3 separate regions of the Homo sapiens genome follow, and all the other regions are linked to region 1. A link is a loop called in an ENCODE intact Hi-C map of the cell type or tissue named here. Cell type or tissue: PC-9. All regions are shown on one strand. Links, peaks and the distances in the headings refer to the core of each region. The heading gives the core; the rest is flanking DNA. Region 1 overlaps LINC01754 (long intergenic non-protein coding RNA 1754). Region 2 has its middle 210 kb from the start of PREX1. Region 3 overlaps ZMYND8 (zinc finger MYND-type containing 8).

Region 1 (5,776 bases), core at 363-5,362:
CCTTCCAGACTCAAGCGATCCTCCCGCCTCAGCCTCCCTAGTAGCTGGGACTACAGGCATGTGTTACCACACTGGGCTAATTTTTTTAATTTTTAGTAGAGATGGAGGGTCTCACTCTGTTTCCTAGGCTGGTCTTGAATTCCTGGGCTCAAGTGACCTTCCTGTCTCGGCATCCCAAAGTGCTGGGATTTCAGGCATGAGCCACCGTGCCTGGCCTATTTAGATTTTTTTTTTTGAGACTGAGTTTCGCTCTTGTTGCCCAGGCTGGAGTGCAATGGTGCGGTCTCGGTTCACTGCAACCTCTGCCTCCCAGGTTCAACCGATTTTCCTGTCTCAGCCTCCTCAGTAGCTCTGGGATTGCAGGCGTGCACCACCACACCTGACTAATTTTTGTATTTTTAGTAGAGACAGGGTTTCACCATGTTGGCCAAGCTGGTCTTGAACTTCTGACCTCAGGAGATCCCCCTGCCTTGGCCTCCCAAAGTGCTGGGATTACAGGCATGAGCCAGCACACCCGGCCCAGATTTTGCCTGGTTTCAGTCAGCCAAGACCACACTTCTGCACTCCAGCCTGGGCGACAGAGCAAGACTGTCTCAAAAAAAAAAAAACACTGCGTTTATTTCAGGCCAGACATGGGGGCTCACACCTGTAATCCTAGCACTTTGGGAGGCCCAGACAGGAGGATTGCTTGAGCTGGGGAGTTCAAGACCAGCCTGGGCAACATAGCAAGACCCTGTCTCTATAAACAAAAAATAAAACAAAATAAGTTGATTTAATAAAAACTGTCGAATTAATAACAGGGTAAGTGGTTCTTGGATATGAAGAGATACATCCCACTCCATCATCAACAGTCTAGTCTAGGCCAGGCGTGGTGGCTCACACTTGTAATCCTAGCACTTTGGGAGACTGAGGTGGGAGGACTGGCTGAGGTCTGGAGTACAAGACCAGCCCAGGCAACATAGCAAGACCCCATCTCTACAAAAAAAATTTTTTTAACAACTCAAGCTGGGCGCAGTGGTTCATGCCTGTAATCTTAGCACTTTGGGAGGCCAAGATAGGAGGATCCCTTGAGCCCAGGAGGTCGACACCAGCCTGGGCAACATAGAGAGACCCCATCTCTCTCTTTTTTGGGGGTGAGGGGGACGGAGTCTTGCTCTGTCACCCAGGCTGGGGTGCAGTGGTATGATCTTGGCTCACTGCGACCTTCGCTTCCTGGGTTCAAGTGATTCTCATGCCTCAGCCTCCCAAGTAGCTGGGATTACAGGCCACCATGCCCAGCTAATTTTTGTATTTTTAGTAGAGAGGGGGTTTCACCATGTTGGCCAGGCTGGTCTCCAACTCCTGACCTCTACCTCCCAAAGTGGTGGGATTACAGCATGAGCCACCACGCCCAGCACCATATTTATTTTTATTTTTTTTCTTTCTTTGAGACAGTTTCATTCTTGTCGCCCAGGCTGGAGTGCAATGGCACAATCTCGGCTTGCTGGAACCTCAGCCTCTCAGGTTCAAGCAATTCTCCTGCCTCAGCCCCCCAAGGAGCTGGGACTACAGGCGCGTGCCACCATGCCCAGCAAATTAGTAGAGATGGGGTTTCACCACGTTGGCCAGGCTGGTCTCAAACTCCTGACCTCAGGTAATACACCCCACTAGGCTTCCCAAAGTGCTGGGATTACAGGCGTGAGTCACTGTGCCTGGCCCTTATTTTTTTAATTTAAAAAAAAAAAAAGGCCGGGCGCAGTGGCTCACGCCTGTAATCCCAGCACTTTGGGGGGCCAAGGCAGGCGGATCACAAGGTCAGGAGATCGAAACCATCCTGGCTAACATGGTGAAACCCCGTCTCTACTAAAAATACAAAAAACTAGCCGGGCGTGGTGGCGGGCACCTGTAATACCAGCTACTCGGGAGGCTGAGGCAGGAGAATGGCGTGAACCCAGGAGGCGGAGCTTGCAGTGAGCCAAGATGGCGCCACTGCACTCCAGCCAGGGCAACAGAGCGGGAGACTCCGTCTCAAAAAAAAAAAAAAAAGAACTCAAACATGTTAGAGAAACACACCCACGCCCCGGGGGCTTTGCTCTTACCATTCTCTCTGCCTGGAACACTTCTTCACCAGATACCTGCTCTTTCTCCTCACTCCGGGTTTTGCTTAAGTGTCATCTCAATGACATCTCTTTATTAAGTGTCATCTATTTTCCATGTGTTCTACCTATTGATGTATTCATTCATTCACTGTTCTAGGGCAGGAGGCATCCGTGAAGGCAAAGATTCTGTCTGTTCTGCTGATTTCGGTGGTCCCAGCACCCAGAATAGTACTGCACGCAAAAGCTTATCTGTTGAATGAATAATGTGTGAACGAATGCACTAGGTTATGAATCGGGCACCGGCATTCAGGGAGCACGCCGGACTCTCATCACAACACTATAGCTTTAGTACTGAAAATTCCTCCGCCGGGCGCGCTGGCTCATACCTGTGATCCCAGCACTTTAGGAGACCAAGGTGGGTGGATCACCTGAGGTCAGGAGTTTGAGACCAGCCTGGCCAAACGTGGCGAAACCCCGTCTCCACTAAAAATACAAAAATTAGCTGGTGCACGCCTGTAATCCCAGCAACTCAGGAGGCTGAGGCAGGAGAATCACTTGAACCCGGGAGGCAGAGGTTACAGTGAGCCGAGATCACGACATTGCACTCCAGCCTTGGCGACAAAAGTGAAACACCGTCTGAAAGAAAAAAAAAAAAAAAGAAAGAAAATTCCTCAGCAGAAGTCTTTGGGAAGGTCAAAGGTGAAACTCCGAATTGTTCTCAGCTGTGCTTTAACCATTCCAGCCCCCTGAGAGCCCCAGGGCTCGGTCCGCCGCCCTTCCTTTACATTCCTGAGCTCTGAAGTCCCCACCTCCTTTCAGCACCCTGAGTTCTTTCCTAGGATGGAATGGACTGAATAATATTTTCCATGTTAGTGATGGGGTCCAAGAATGTCCATGACGCATGAGACCAGAGCTCCCAGCCCGGAGAATGGAACGCTGCTCTCTCTGGAGCCACCAGGGGGCGCCATTTCTCCACGGAGTTTCGCGAAGGCCGCGCCGCAAGAAGCTGCTCTCCCAGCAGGAGGCGAGGCTCTTTGCCTGTTGCAGGGTTGGGTATGTCGGCAGGATTTGGAAGTGCTCAAGCAGGTGGTGGGAGAGCTTGCTTTGATGCTCCCAAAGAAAGTGTTGCCCAGGTTCTCTCCTGCTTGTAATTAGACCTGTGTTCCACCCCAGACTTTGGCTGCAGCTGCGTGACCCTGGACAATTCACTGTGAATGTTGCAGCCGTGGTAACCTCATCCATAAGAACACTGGGACCCCATGGGATTGTGTGTGGACACAGTGAGATGAAAGCTTGCAGGCACCAACCATTGCTCTGAAATGGGAGCCAGTGATGGGATCAGAGGTTGTTAATTATACTAGTAATCAACTGAGCCCTGGTTCTCAAAGCCTGTTCCCTGGATCAGCAGCAGCACCTGCTAAATTCTGATGGCGTTTGATAGAAATGCAAATTCTCAGCCCCACTTCCCCCAAAGTCCTTGATTGAATTTATTAATCTGCCGGGTGTGATGGCTCACGCCTGTAATCCCAGCACTTTGGGAGGCCGAGGCGGATGGATCACCTGAGGTTAGGAGTTCAAGACTAACCTGGCTAATGTGGTGAAACCCCCGTCTCTACTAAAAATACAAAAATTAGCTGGGCGTGGTGGCACCTGTAATACAAAAATTAGCTGGGCGTGGTGGCGGGCCCCTGTAATCTCAGCTACTTAGGAGGCTGAGGCAGGAGAATCGCTTGAACCAGGGAGGCTAAAGTTGCAGTGAGCCGAGATCATGCCATTGCACTCCAGCCTAGGCAATAAGAGTGAAACTCTGTCAAAAAAAAAAAAAAAAAAAAAAAAGAGTTTCTTAATCAAAAGGCCTGAGAATTTCAAGAAATGCAGATTCTCAAATCTTTCAACTGAGAAACTTGGTGGGGGTGAGTCCCTCAATCAGTGTTTAGCAAGCTGCCCACGTGCTTCTGATGCCTGCTCAAGTCTGCTTAGAGCAGTAGGGACTTCTCCTGTAGGGGTTTGGAACACAATACCCCAAATTACAGCACTTTGGCAAACTGAGCATTTGAAGCTGAAGGAATTTGAGGAAACCATAGAAGCAGGAAGGTCACTCTCTGACCTTCTCCTGCCTTCCTCTTCTGCAGTGGGCCACTCAAGGTTTCTCTGACCTGCCTCTCCTGAAAGTAGGCCCCAAGCCCCTCATTCCAGAGGGGGTCCGGTCCTGTCCGTGGAGACCATGAAGACTAAACTCACAGGCCTTGCTAAGTTCCCACTGTGTACATCATTGGATCAAACCCTTTTGTCCTCCTGTGACACTGCTGCTTGACTGTCCATAAAAACACAGGTGCCCTGGGTCACGGTTCTTCACTTTGGAAGACTCCTGAGTCACTCAAAACTTGGGTTAAATAAATTTGTCATGCTTATCTCTTGTTAATCTGTCTTTAGGGGTGTTAGCCATGAACCTTGTGATGGGTGAGGAAAAGGTACTTTTTCTTCCCTACAGCCCTAAATCATAGTTAGTTAGGAGTGGAGCTGAAATTGAAAAAAATTAAAAAATTAGATTTACTGCCTGCAAAGCTACAACCCAGGATATGGTGTGCGTGTATATCCCATTAGTGATGGACATGCCAAAATGCCTCCCCTCCCCCTGCTTTTTTTTTTTTTTTTGAGACGGAGTCTCACTCTGTTGCCCAGGCTGTAGTGCAGTTGTGCCATCTCAGCTCACTGCAACCTCCTCCTCCCGGGTTCAAGCGATTCTGCCTCAACCTCCCAGGTAGCTGGGATTACAGGCGTTTGCCACTGTGCCGGGCCAAAATGCCTCTTTTTGTTCTAGTTTAAACTTGTAGTTTTCTAGAACAGTGGCGCTCAACCGTGGCTACACATTAGAATCAGCTGGGGCTCTTTAAAAACTATATCAACCTGGGTGCGGTGGCTCACACCTATAATCCCAGCATTTTGGGAGGCCGAGGCGGGTGGATCACTTGAGGTTGGGAGTTTGTGACCAGCCTGGCCAACATGGTGAAACCCCGTCTCTACTAAAAATGCAATAAAATTAGCCGGACATGGTGGCAGGTGCTTATAATCCTAGCTACTTGGGAAGCTGAGGGAGGAGAATTGCTTGAACCTTTGAGGCGGAGGTTGCAGTGAGCGCAGATCGCACCATTGCATTCCAGCCTGGGTGACAGAGCGAGACTACAACTCAAAGAAACAAAAAAAAAAAACAACAAAAATCAAATGCTTGGTCGTCTCCCCAGACCAATTAATCCACAATTTCTGGAAGACCCTGTGCTTTTATAAATTTTTTTTTTTTTTTTTTGAGATGGAGTCTTGCTCTGTCGCCCAGGCTGGAGTGCAGTGACATGATCTCAGCTCACTGCAACCTCCGCCTCCCAGGTTCAAGCAATTCTGCCTCAGCCTCCTGAGTAGCTGGGATTACAGGCGCAGGCAACCACACCCGGCTAATTTTTATATTTTTAGTAGAGACGGGATTTCACCATGTTGGCCAGGCTGGTCTTGAACTCCTGACCTCAAGTGATCCACCCGCCTCAGCCTCCCAAAGTGCTGGGATTACAGGCGTGAGCCACCTCACCTGGCTTTTTTTTTTTTTTCTTTTAGAGAGAGGGTCTCATTCTGTTGCCTGGGCTGGAGTGCAGTGGAGTGGCATGATCATAGCTCACTAGTAGCCTTGAACTCCTGGACTCAATTGGTCC
Region 2 (5,776 bases), core at 435-5,434, 1.2 Mb before region 1:
CTGGGCCCAGGTGATCTTTATGAAGCTGCCTGGGTTTGTTTGCATAGTCAGAGAAACCTCATTCCCTGGGCTGCAGACCTGTTCTGCTGTGCCAGCCCTGTGCCCCCTCGTCCTTTTTTTTTTTTTTTGAGACAGGGTCTTTTGCTCTTATCACCCAGGGTAGAGTGCAGTGGCGCGATCATGACTCACTTAAGCTTCGACCTCCTGGGCTCAATTTATCCTCCCACCTCAGCATCCCAAGTAACTGCAACTACAGGCACGTGCCACCACGCCTGGCTAATTTGTTAAATTTTTTGTGGAGACCAGGTTTCAGTATGCTGCCTACCAAGTAGCCTGGACTACAGGCACACACCACCATGCCTGGCTAATTTTTAAAAATTTTTATAGAGACCGGGTTTCGGTATGTTGCGTATGGCCTCTTCTTTATTCCATCTTTTCCCGATTTCCAATCCTTTGGAAAATGCTGAAATCGATGACAGTTTCCTCTGGGTCATGGCCACCCTTGGGACTCCCCTGTACCATGGTGCTGCACCCAGCCCTGCCATTTCACACTCGAGCCCCTTCTCTTTCAGTCTCTTTTCCTTCCAAACTAACCTGTTGCAGATTACATTCTCTGAAGGCCCAGATTGGATCCCTCCCAGAGAGAGATCCTCGCGTCTCTCAGTTACAGGTTTCAAAGGACTCAATACTCTAACAGGCAAGAGGGAATCCTGGTGGGGTTTCAGGCACAGTCATGGATTGATTATTTAGAATTATCTGAGGCCAGTGTTTGGATCCAGGGAAAATCACTTCGAGGGAAGACCTGTTACCTCAATCTATATTTGAGGTCAACAGGGAGGATTGGACGTCTTCCTTCAGGCAGACACGTTTCTAGAAAGCATCGATTTCAGCCTCTCCTCCACCCTGGGGGCCCGCAGAAGGAACATACATTCTCCTGGGGCCGTAGGCAGGAGCAGCTTGGGTTTCCAGCCGGCTCTCTGTGGCCTTGAGCAAGTTGCATACTTTACAGGCTCAGAGCTGTGCTTGCAGAGTTGGGAGGGAGAGCCGGGCCCACCTCCCTCTCCGAGATGTGTTTCTCCAAGTATAAAACTAAGCACGAAGGGCCTCTCAGAGCAAGCGGACATTTTTGCAGGAGACAAGAGGTCTCAAACTGATGGCTCCAGGCTGAAACTTGGAACTAAATGTGGGTTTTTTTTTTTACTTCCTTCCTGATATGGTGTTTTAAAAAAATGAATTATATTTATGAACCAGCAAATTTCATCTCTGAATTCTGATTTTTAGTTTGTCTCGAAAATCAGAAGCTCTGAGCTGGGTGTGGTGGTGCGCACCTGTGGTCCCAGCTACTTGGAGGCAAAGGTGGGAGGATTGCTTGAGACCAGGAGTTCAAGGCTGTCGTGCGCTTTGATCACACCTGTGAATAGCCAACTGCACTCCAGCCTGGGCAACGTAGTGTGGTCCTGCCTCTTAAAAAAAAGATTAAAGAAAAAATCAGAAGCTCTGGTCACACTGGTCCACATTCCCACCTGGCTACATGTCAGCTGGAGCTGAGGAGCGGCTGTCTTCTTGAGGAGGGTGCCAGCTCTCCAGCTCCCCGGAGCCACGTGGTCCGAGCACTCATCCGGCCTGCTCACGCTGACGGCCAGATCCTTAGCTCTGGACTTGCCATGGCGATGTCAGCTCGGGGAGGACCTGGTGACCCGGAGTCACTGTGCCGTCCAATGGAGAATCAAGGGGCAGGCGCAGCCCCGCATTGACGTCTCTCGGAGCCTCTCCTTCTCTGCTCCTCCAGGATGAGGGCAGGGCCCAGGTGGTTGAATTCCTCTGAGCCTCAGTTTTTTCATCTGTCAAAAGGTGCTGACCCAGAGATGGCCCCTTGGCGTGGACTGCAACAGAGGCCACCCAGGAAGTGGAAGGTACGATGGGGTGTGTTGACCGCTTTATGATTTTATCTAAATAACTGTTGGTGTACTTCCTGTCCACCTTCCCCCCAGCAGTAAGAGCAGGAACCACACCCCTTCCATACTGTAGCCCAGGGCCAGACAGTGGTGAATCACGGCTAAATATTAATAGAAGAAAGCAGGGTTAGCACAGTGATCAGAGCGGGGGGCGCAAGCCACACCCATCTGTGGCCAAGCGGGCCCCTCTAACCTCTGTGTCTGCCACGTGGGTTCATTCATGGGGGGCTGGACTAGGACCTTTGAAGTCAGACACCCTCGCCTGCTCCTGAATCTGTCAACACCTGATACTTGCTGAGTGGCCATATCTGAGATTCTCTGTCTTTCTGGGACCCTCAGCTTCCTTCTTTGAGAAATGGAGACTTTACGCCCACCTGGCTGCCTTGCGGGGGTACCAGGAGTCTCCTCCAGGGCCCCAAAGTGGAACTTCCCGGGATAAGTGTAGTGCCCTGTCTGTCCAGCAGGTGGTGCTGGGGACCGCGTAGTGCCCAGAGGCTGCTGTTCCCCGGGCTCCAGCACTCAGACCGAAGGCTGGCTCCTGGGTGCAGGTATTTGGGACAGAGCCAGCCTGGAGGCGGGGCCTGGAATCGTCTGGACAATGGGCACTGGCGCTATCCCTCTCCTGGGCTGGGCTTGCCGTGAATATTTTCTCTTTTTTTCTCTCTTTTTAAAAACTTTTTAAAATTTGTCTCTTTCTTACTTTCGTCCCCCTCATTTTCTTTCTCTCTCTCTAAGCTTTTCTATATTTGTCTTTGTCCCATAACATATGTCTGTGAGCTTGACTCGATTTTTCAATTCTTTCCTTTCGGGGATCTTTCCCTTCTCTCTTTTCTCTTTTTTCCCTTCCTCTCTTCTGATTGGAGGAGAAGGATATGAAAGGCCCTTATGCACTGTAAAGCGGGGTGCTTACGAAGCTTGTGACCAGAAACCCACAGTCACTGGTGCACCTTTGTGGAAGTGACGGCCACTAGATGGCGCTGTGGGCCAGGGCGCCCCGCCTAGCCTTGCGGGCCTCCTGCCCAGAGCTCCTGGGAGGCTCCCACTGCAAGCCTGGAGCTCGGGGTTTGCAGGCAGGGGAGGCCGAAAGCCAAGCCTGAAGCTGCCTCCCTCCGGGCACTGGTAGCGTTCCCTGGAGGGCTGGAGTGGGGCAGGGGTGGTTAGGAGAGGGATGCTAAGGAAATGCCTCCGCTGCCAGCGCCTTCACCAGCTGCACCTCCCATTATTGCAGCCAAAGTTTGCTCACAAGGACAGTGGCTGGATTTGAGCCCAGGCCGTGTGGCTCCAGACCCTGAGCCCGGGGCTCTGTCTGGGGTGTGGCCCAGGGGCAGGTCCTTGGGTGCGTGAGGGTGGCTTGGCTCAGCTCCTCTCCCTGGGTCACTGCAGCGGCCCTGTGCTGTTCTGTTTTCCCATCCCGAAGTCCTGAGGGTCTCAGCAGAGGGGCCCAGGATTCAAGTCCATCCACTCCCAGGGCGGGTCCCTAGCCAGCCTCTGCCCAGCATGTGGGGTGGGTGCTTCCCTGTCCTCCTGCTTCCTGCAATGTTTCCCTTCCAGCACTTTCCAGGCTCCAGTTCCCCATGCTGGGCTGCCCGAGCACCCCCACCCTGCAGCTGGCCCTGCTGCCCTGGCTTCCACCTCCAGATCCTTCTTGCCATGTCCGCTCCAATCAGAGCCAACCCACCCTGTGCCCCTCCCAGTGGCTCTGCTGCCTGCTGGACACATGTCACCGCCACGGGGCTGATGGGTAACGGGAGATGCTCTCAGGTCCTGATTTGTGCTTCGCCAGAGCCCTCCTAGAGCTGTAGGTGATGATGGGCACTTTCCAGACACTGGCAGGGCTGAGATGAGCTGCTCCAGGGACAGGAGGTTCAGAGATGAAGAGCTGGAGGAGGGCCAGCCCTGCAGGGCACACAGACTTGCATTGCTGGCTTTTGGCCCAAACAGCTCTTTGAAAAACAGCACAGGAATGGCCCCGGTGGGTGGTATCTGTTTTCATGGTGCGTGGCTGACACTGGAAGACGATGGACCCGTGGCTGCTGGGTATCAGGGGAGGGGAGGGGGCCTGGGTGTGGGATGCAGGGCTGCCCTCCTTCCCTCACATCCCCTGCTGTCAGGAAGAGGGCAGGGGGTCCTGGGGCACTGAGGCTGGGGAGACATGAGGGCTGTCACATCTGTGTCCTATCCAAGCCAGATCCATGTCCTGTTTGCAGAGTCTTGGCCATAAAGAGGGACTGGGAACACTCTGCCTCACCCTCACCCTCGCACCCTCCTCTGATCCATCTGGGTCTGTCTGGATGGCAGAGGCTCAGAAGGTCTGACCCTACCCGATGGTGGAGGCTCAGAATGTCTGAGCCAGAAAGGACGTCGACGAAAGTCTAGAGCCAGGTGCCCTGACTCACGCCTGTCATCCCAGCACTTTGGGAGGCTGAGGCTGGAGGATTGCTTGAGCGCAGGAGTTTGAGACCAGCCTGGGTAACATAGTGAGACCCTGTCTCTATTAAAAATAAAGAAAAAAAATTAGCTTGGGGTGGTGGTGCAAGCCTGTGGTCCCAGGCTGAGGTGGGAGGATCACCCGAGCCTAGGGAGGTCGAGGCTGCAGTGAGCCATGATCAAACCACTGCTCCGCTCCAGCCTGGGTGATGGAGTGAGAGACTGACTCCAAAAAGAAAAGGAAAGACTCGCCTTCCTCCTCCTGATTAACAGGTGAGGCAGATCCCCGTGCCCCATAGGGACTGCAGGGACACTGATGCTTGGTGCTGATTGAACCCCTACTGTGTGTCGCAGGCTGTGCACATCACCTCACTGAATCCTCACGAGAGCCCTAGGGGGGCACCATGGTTGTCGCTGTCCTCCCACTGTGGAGCTGAAGGAGCTGAAGGGGGAAGGCGCTCCCCGAGGGGCACGCAGTCAAGGAGCCTCTGAGCCGGGATTTGTCCTGTCCCAGGTCCTGGGTCCCCACCCGCAGCCCCACTCGCTGCTGGCAGAAGCAGGTCACCAAGGAAAGACCCAGGGGGCTTCCCTCTTGGGGCTTCCAGTGTATTAAAAGTGAAGGAATGCCAAGAAAGGGCTATAGAAACCACGGGCTGGCTGAAATGTTGAAGGAACAAACGAACTCTTTATCGTGGTGCTGTTCAGGAAATAAGAACTACATTGACTTTGTAAAAGTACGTTCATCCCAGGTGCATCTGGGCGTGAGGACGGGAAGGAGGGGGCTGTAAAGATGGGGATTAGGGCTCGTGGGTCAGTGCCTGAGCTTTGTGGCCGGACTCCCTGGGTCCGGATTCCTGGGTTTGGATTCCTGGGCAAGTCACTTGACTCGTCTGTGTCTCGGTTTCCCCATCTGCAGCATGGGCTCCCAACCGCATGTTCCCGGTGTCGGGGTTGGAGGGGCAGGCAAAGCCTTTGATCAGCGCCAGGCTGTGGGTGACTGCCCCAAGGGGGCTACTGGGTCCTCACAGTCCTCGTTTCTCTGAGACTCTAGACGCAGCCTCATTTGAAGGTGACTCCCACATTTAGGAATCCAGGCCTTCTGGGAAAGTGAGGCCCAGGGCCCATGTTAGACTCAGGCCCTGGGGACCAATTGCATCCATTCAGTTTGCAGAGAGGTGTGTTCGCCTGCGTCTCCACCTCCGTGCTCCAGGGAGATCCGCCATGGAGGCTGCTCCCAGAGTAACTGGGGATTTCATATGAAGAGCTAATTAGGCAGAATCAGTAGGGTTTACTCGAAAGAGGAGACCATTCCAGACAAAGCTGGGAGATGAGAGGATGAAGCCTGTGGCTGAGTGTGGGGTGGGGAAGGGTTCTGCCAATTCCACAGAACCTCT
Region 3 (5,776 bases), core at 476-5,475, 49 kb after region 1:
ACTTATTAACTGAGTAATTCCCAAGCCAGTCATTGCCATTATGCCAGCCTTGGCATTTAGTAGAGCGTTTTAGCTCTCAGGAGACAAAGCTTTCGAGCTTTCAAGATGTCAGGTTGACATTTGTGTCCGAGGGTAATGATCCTGCTGAAAGATGCTCCTACATCAATGGGAAGTGCCATCTCGATGCCAGGTGTGTTTGCGTGGCTAATATTTTCTGAGTACTTCATGGCATGATATGCAAATTACTTCATTTAATTTTCATACTAATTCCATGATGTGGGTGTGTCATTCCCATTTTACAGTTAAGGAAACTGAGGCTCAGATGAATTAAGGAAGTGTCAAAGTAGGGATGGAACTAGGGTCAGGTTTTATCTTTATTTATTTATTAATTATATAGAGGGTTATTGCCGTGTTGCCCAGGCTGCTCTTGAACTCGTGGGCTCAAGGGATCCACCTACCTCGGCTTTCCAAAGTGCTAGGTTTACAGGCGTGAGCCACCACTCCCGGCCCTTTGATTTATTTTATTTTATTTTATTTATTTATTTTTTTGAGACAGAGTCTCCCTCCATCACCCAGGCTGGAGTGCCTATCTCGGCTTACTGCAGCCTCCGCCTCCTGGATTCAATTGATTCTCGTGTCTCAGCCTCCGGTGTAGCTGGGGTTACAGGCGCCTGCCACCACGCCCGGCTAATTTTTGTATTTTTAGTAGAGACAGGGTTTCACTGTGTTGGCCAGGCTGGTCTCGAATTCCTGACCTCAGGTGATCCACCCGCCTTGGCCTCCCAAAGTGCTGGGATTACAGGCGTGAGCCACCGTGCCTGGCTGGCCCTTTGATTTTTAAACCTTTTTTTTTTTTTTTGATAAGAGTGTTTAATGTCCCTAGATTTTAAACCTTTGTACTTAACCATGACCTGTATTCCAAGGGTTGCAAGTCAAATGCCTGAAGGGCCCAGCAGGTAGATCAGTGATTGTGGCTGGCATCTGGGGATGCAGGGGGAAGGGGAGCTTTGGTGAATGGGAGAGTGTGCCAAAGTGGGGAGGGTGCCTCCATCTGATTGCTGACCAGCAGGAATATGGCTCATCCGCTGTGGCCAGCTGGGATTTTCTTTTCCCCTGTAAAACTGCCTCATTTAGAAATGTGGTCTGTGTAGACTGGCTTCTCTAAAGATCATGCGTGAACCCAACAAAACGCATTTCCGGGTCAGAAGAAGCCGAGGGCTGTCATTTTGCATTCCCTGTGCGAGACTGGCCAAGGCACAATTCATTGCAGAATTTGGCCTCACCATGCGTGAGTCAGAACAAGCGCCTTGAAGGCCAGGGATTTGCAGCCTGAGAAATGATGTACTCCGCGGGTTGAATTCACGTCTCCATACAAAGGCTCCCCTGTTTGGGCTGCTTGCGTCTTGATCCTGCCATGTGTGCGTTTTGTGGTAGTGCTTGTGGTGTGTGGATGCCAGCCTGCCAAAGCTGAAACCATTTTTAAAAATGTCTGTGTAATGTCACCGGCACAAGGGAATGAACGACTTGGAAACACGCACAGATGCAGCGGAAGCCCAGGATATTAAAATCTTGAACAGTATCATTCTTGCTGAGATTTGCTGGGGGTATGGATGTGTTTTCAGAGACAGGATGCTAGAGAATGTACAATTATAGCAATTTGCTAACCAGCCCCAGACCTTAATTAGCACAGGATCCTTGTTCTCACTGTTGTATGTAAATTAAGACTTTCACAAAGGGATTGTTTATGAGGACGGCTGTGAGATAGAGACCTTCTGTCATTTTTCAAGGAAACTCTTTCAGAAAATATAACCACAAACACTTTTAAATCACAGCGCGATGCAGAAGTGCTGAGAATTTTTCTTTCAAAAAATGAGCATCAGTATTTTTAACCGTATTTTGGCTCCTCTCTATCTCTGACAGCCCAAGAAGTGCCATCCGTGTACTGTGCAGTGGAAAGAATTTATTTGTGAGTTAGATGACTACCAGATTGTTCCTCTCCTAACAAGGTCTAAAATATCCCAGAACTCTGAAGATGTCTGATTATGGTTTTGCAAATGAGAAATCTTCTACCTTCTCTTGGCCAGCATCGTCTCTACTGTGCATCTGTTCATGGAATCCTGTCGGCAGTGTCTGTGCAATTTAGCTTTGTGGTTCACTCATGCAAACCTTGTGTTTGCCCCATTTTTGAAGCATGACCCACGTTATATGTTTGTGTGACTATTATTATTCTAGAAGACTGTGATCTAAAATCGACCGTTTCAAGCTTAGTTTAAAAAGAACCATCTCTTCTTTTTCCTCTCTAAATGCCTGTAGAATAAGCATATCAGGGCTGAGGCCTTTTAGAGATCTGGGTACTTTTTATTGCCTTATTAAAGTCGTCATTCCTTCATTGTTCTCTATTGATAGTGGATCCTTTACCGATGACTTGAGGTGATCAGTTTGGAAAGACCAGGTGTCATGGCTGTGGGGGGGTGAGGGTGAGTGGAATGATAATAAGCCCCCTTCAACTTCCTGTGACTCCCCTCACCTATCCTGGGCTTTCCTGGGAACCTAGAGATCCAGCGCTTTATAGACTTAAAAAAAAAATACCTTTATTGACATATAATTCACATACCATACAATTCTCCTTTTTTTTTGTTTGTTTGTTTGAGACAGGGTCTCTCTCTGTCGCCCAAGCTGGAGTGCAGTGGGACGATCTCGGCTCACTGCAGCTTTGATTTCCTGGCTCAAGCAGTCCTCCCACTGCAGCCTCCCGAGTAGCTGGGACTACAGGTGTGCACTACCACCCCTGGCTAATGTTTATATTTTTTTGTAGAGATGAGGTTTCACTATGTTGCCCAGGCTGGTCTTGAACTCCTGGGCTCAAGCGATCCTCCTGTCTTGGCCTCCCAAAGTGCTGGGATTGCTGGTGTGAGCCACCACTCCTGGGCCCAGTTCTCCATTTAAAGTGAATAGTTTGATGGTTTTTAATATATTTTCACGGAGACCGGGTGTGGTGGCTGACGCCTGTAATCCCAGCACTTTGGGAGGCCGAGGCGGGTGGATCACCTGAGGTCAGGAGTTCCGACCAGCCTGGCCAACATGGTGAAACCCTGTCTCCACTAAAAATACAAAAAATTAGCTGAGTGTGGTGGCGTGTGCCTGTAATCCCAGCTACTCAGCAGGCTGAGGCGGGAGAATTGCTTGAACGTGGGACGTGGAGGTTGCAGTGAGCCAAGATCGTGCCACTGTACTCCAGCCCGGGTGACAGAGCAAGACTGCCTAAAATATATATATATATATATATATTTTTTTTTTTCACAGAGTTGTGCAGCCAACAGCACAATCAGTTGTAGATTTTCATCACCCCCAATAAGAAACTTCATACTCATTAGCAGTCACTTCCCATTCCCCCGTTACCCCTGTGCCTGGCAAGTACCAGTCTACTTTCTGTGCCTGTGGATTTGCTTATGCTAGACATTTCATATAAATGGAATCATACAGTATGTGACCTTTTGGTCTGAGTTCGTTCACTTAGAATAATGTTTTCAAGGCTCATCCACATTCTTGTAGCATAGATCATCAGTACAGACAGTTCCTGACTTATAGTGGTGCGGAAGTGACAGTTCAGTACAAACAGTACTTGGCATTTTGGATTTTTGATCTTTTCTCTGGCTAGCATCAGTATGAGACTCTCTTGGGGTGCCAGGCACCTCCCAGTCAGCCACATGATCACGAGGGTAAACAAACAATCTATACGACCATTCTGTTTTCACTTTCATTATGGTATTCCATAAATTACATGAGAGAGTCAACACTATTATACAATAGGCTTCGCATTAGATGATTTTGCCTAACTCTAAGTGTTCTGAGCACATTTAAGGTAGGCTAGGCTAAGCTATGATGTTCCCTAGGTTATGTATATTCGATGCTTATTTATTTATTTATTCATTTATTCATTCCTCCCTCCTTCCCTTTCTTAATTTCCTTTTTTTTCTTTTTTTTTTGAGATGGAGTCTCACTTTGTCACCCAGGCTGGAGTGCAGTGGCACTATCTCAGCTCACTGCACCCCTCTGCTTCCTGGTTCAAGCGATTCTCCTGCCTCAGCCTCCTGAGTAGCTGGGACTAGAGGTGAGCACCATCACGCCCAGCTAATGTTTTTTTTTTTTTTTTTTTTTTTTTTTTTTTTGAGACGGAGTCTCGCTCTGTCACCAGGCTAGAGTGCAGTGGCACTATCTCGTGTCACTGCAACCTTTGCCTCCCAGGTTCAAGCGATTCTCCTGCCTTAGTCTCCCGAGGAGCTGGGACTACAGGCATGTGCCACCACGCCCAGCTAATTTTTGTATGTTTAGTAGAGACGAGGTTTCACCATGTTGGCCAGGATGGTCTCAATCTCTTGATGTGATCCACCTGCCTCGGCCTCCCAAAGTGTTGGGATTACAGATGAGAGCCACTGTGCCCTGCCATGTATTTTTAGTAGAGACGGGGTTTCACCTGTTGGCCAGGCTGGTCTTGAACTCCTGACCTCAAGTGATCTGCCTCCCTCAGTCTCTCAAAGTGCTGCCTGCCTTACTTTCTGATGGGGTCTCACGATGTTGCCCAGGCTGGAGTGCAATGGTGTCCTCAAGGGATCCTCTGGTGTAGCTGGGACTACAGGAGTGTACCACTATGTCTGGCTTAAATGCATTTGTGTTTTTTTATCTCTCTCTCTCTCATATATATATGTTTTGTAGACCCAGGGGTCTCACTGTGTTGCCTAGGCTGGTCTGGAACTCTTGGGCTCAAGTGATCCTCTGGCCTTAGTCTCCTGAAGTGTTGGGATTACAGGCATGAGCCACTGTGTGTGACCTCATTTTTGACTTCTGGTACTTACATTTTATGGGTTTATCATCTGTAACTCCATCGTGAGTTGAGGAGGGTCTGTAGTTCATTTCCTTTTATGACTGAATAATGCTGCATTGGATGGATATGCTACACTTTGTTTATCTATGTATGTGTTGATGGACGTTTGAGTTGTGTCCACTTTCTGGCTAGTAGGGATAATGCTGCGGTGAGTGTTCATGTCTGAGTTTTTGTGCAGACACGACACATCATTTCTCTTGGGTATAGATTTAGGAGTGAAATTGTGGGGTCATAGGGTAACTATTAACCTTTTGAAGAATATACACATTTAAATTTTTTGTGTTGTCTTTATTTATTTTTTTGAGATAGGGGCTTGCTCTGTTCCCCAGACGGGAGTGCAGTGGCATGATCCTCGCTCACTGCAGCCATGAACTTCTGGGCTCAAGCAATCCTCCCATCTCAGCCTCTTGAGTAGCTGGGACTACCTGTACATGCCACCATGCCTGACTAATTCTTTAATTTTTTGTAGCGACAGAGTCTTGCTATGTTGCCCAGGCTGGTCTCCAACTCATGGGCTCAAGTGATCCTCCTGCCTTGGCCTGCCAACGTACTGGGATTATAGGTGTGATCCACCATGCTTGGAGTCACAGACTTTTAAAGGCACTTGTCTCCCCTCTCTGCTGTCTTGACCCCCACATCTTTCCTACTAGCAACTGCTGTATTTCTGTCCTCTTCTTCAAAGCCAAACTTATTTTTTTTTTGAGATTGAGTCTCACTATATTGCCCAGGCTGGAGTGCAGTGGCACAATTTTGGCTCACTACAACCTCTGCCTCCCGGGTTCAAATGATTCTCATGTCTCAGCCTCCTGAGTAGCTGGGATTATAGGCGCACGTCACCATGCTCGGCTAATTTTTGTATTTTTAGTAGAGACGGGGTTTCACCATGTTGGTCAG

Evidence for each region. A loop is a pair of places that touch in the nucleus more often than their neighbours do. Peaks named below come from ENCODE experiments on the same cell type or tissue, not always from the same donor. Only the 100,000 strongest peaks of a DNase experiment are listed, where the experiment ranks them.
Region 2: a loop joins it to region 1, with 7 times the contacts of the local background. A loop is called at or near these places in 2 of 110 quality-filtered maps.
Region 3: a loop joins it to region 1, with 3.0 times the contacts of the local background. A loop is called at or near these places in 5 of 110 quality-filtered maps.

Annotation. Positions count from the first base shown.
Region 1 is chr20:47,381,479-47,387,254 of GRCh38, reverse strand. LINC01754 (long intergenic non-protein coding RNA 1754) reads left to right here. Exons shown (of 3, transcript NR_146496.1): 3 at 2,236-4,489. Among named protein-coding and RNA genes, the nearest start is that of ZMYND8, 28 kb to the right of the region's middle. RefSeq lists an enhancer at 3,008-3,860. In PC-9, for the core only: CTCF peaks have their summits at 2,818 and 3,019 (motif pointing right); a DNase peak (open chromatin) is centred at 3,034.
Region 2 is chr20:48,617,811-48,623,586 of GRCh38, reverse strand. No RefSeq gene overlaps it. Among named protein-coding and RNA genes, the nearest start is that of PREX1, 210 kb to the left of the region's middle. RefSeq lists enhancers at 2,544-2,603, 3,426-4,134, 4,170-4,670 and a silencer at 2,904-3,033. In PC-9, for the core only: CTCF peaks have their summits at 2,443 (motif pointing right) and 2,872; DNase peaks (open chromatin) are centred at 1,886, 2,476, 3,066 and 3,796; H3K4me3 peaks cover 1,493 bases; H3K27ac peaks cover 3,783 bases.
Region 3 is chr20:47,332,118-47,337,893 of GRCh38, reverse strand. The region is part of intron 2 of ZMYND8 (zinc finger MYND-type containing 8); the gene reads left to right. Among named protein-coding and RNA genes, the nearest start is that of ZMYND8, 22 kb to the left of the region's middle. RefSeq lists enhancers at 514-1,352, 1,353-2,192. In PC-9, for the core only: no CTCF peak of the experiment used is centred there; a DNase peak (open chromatin) is centred at 3,553; H3K4me3 peaks cover 548 bases; H3K27ac peaks cover 4,244 bases.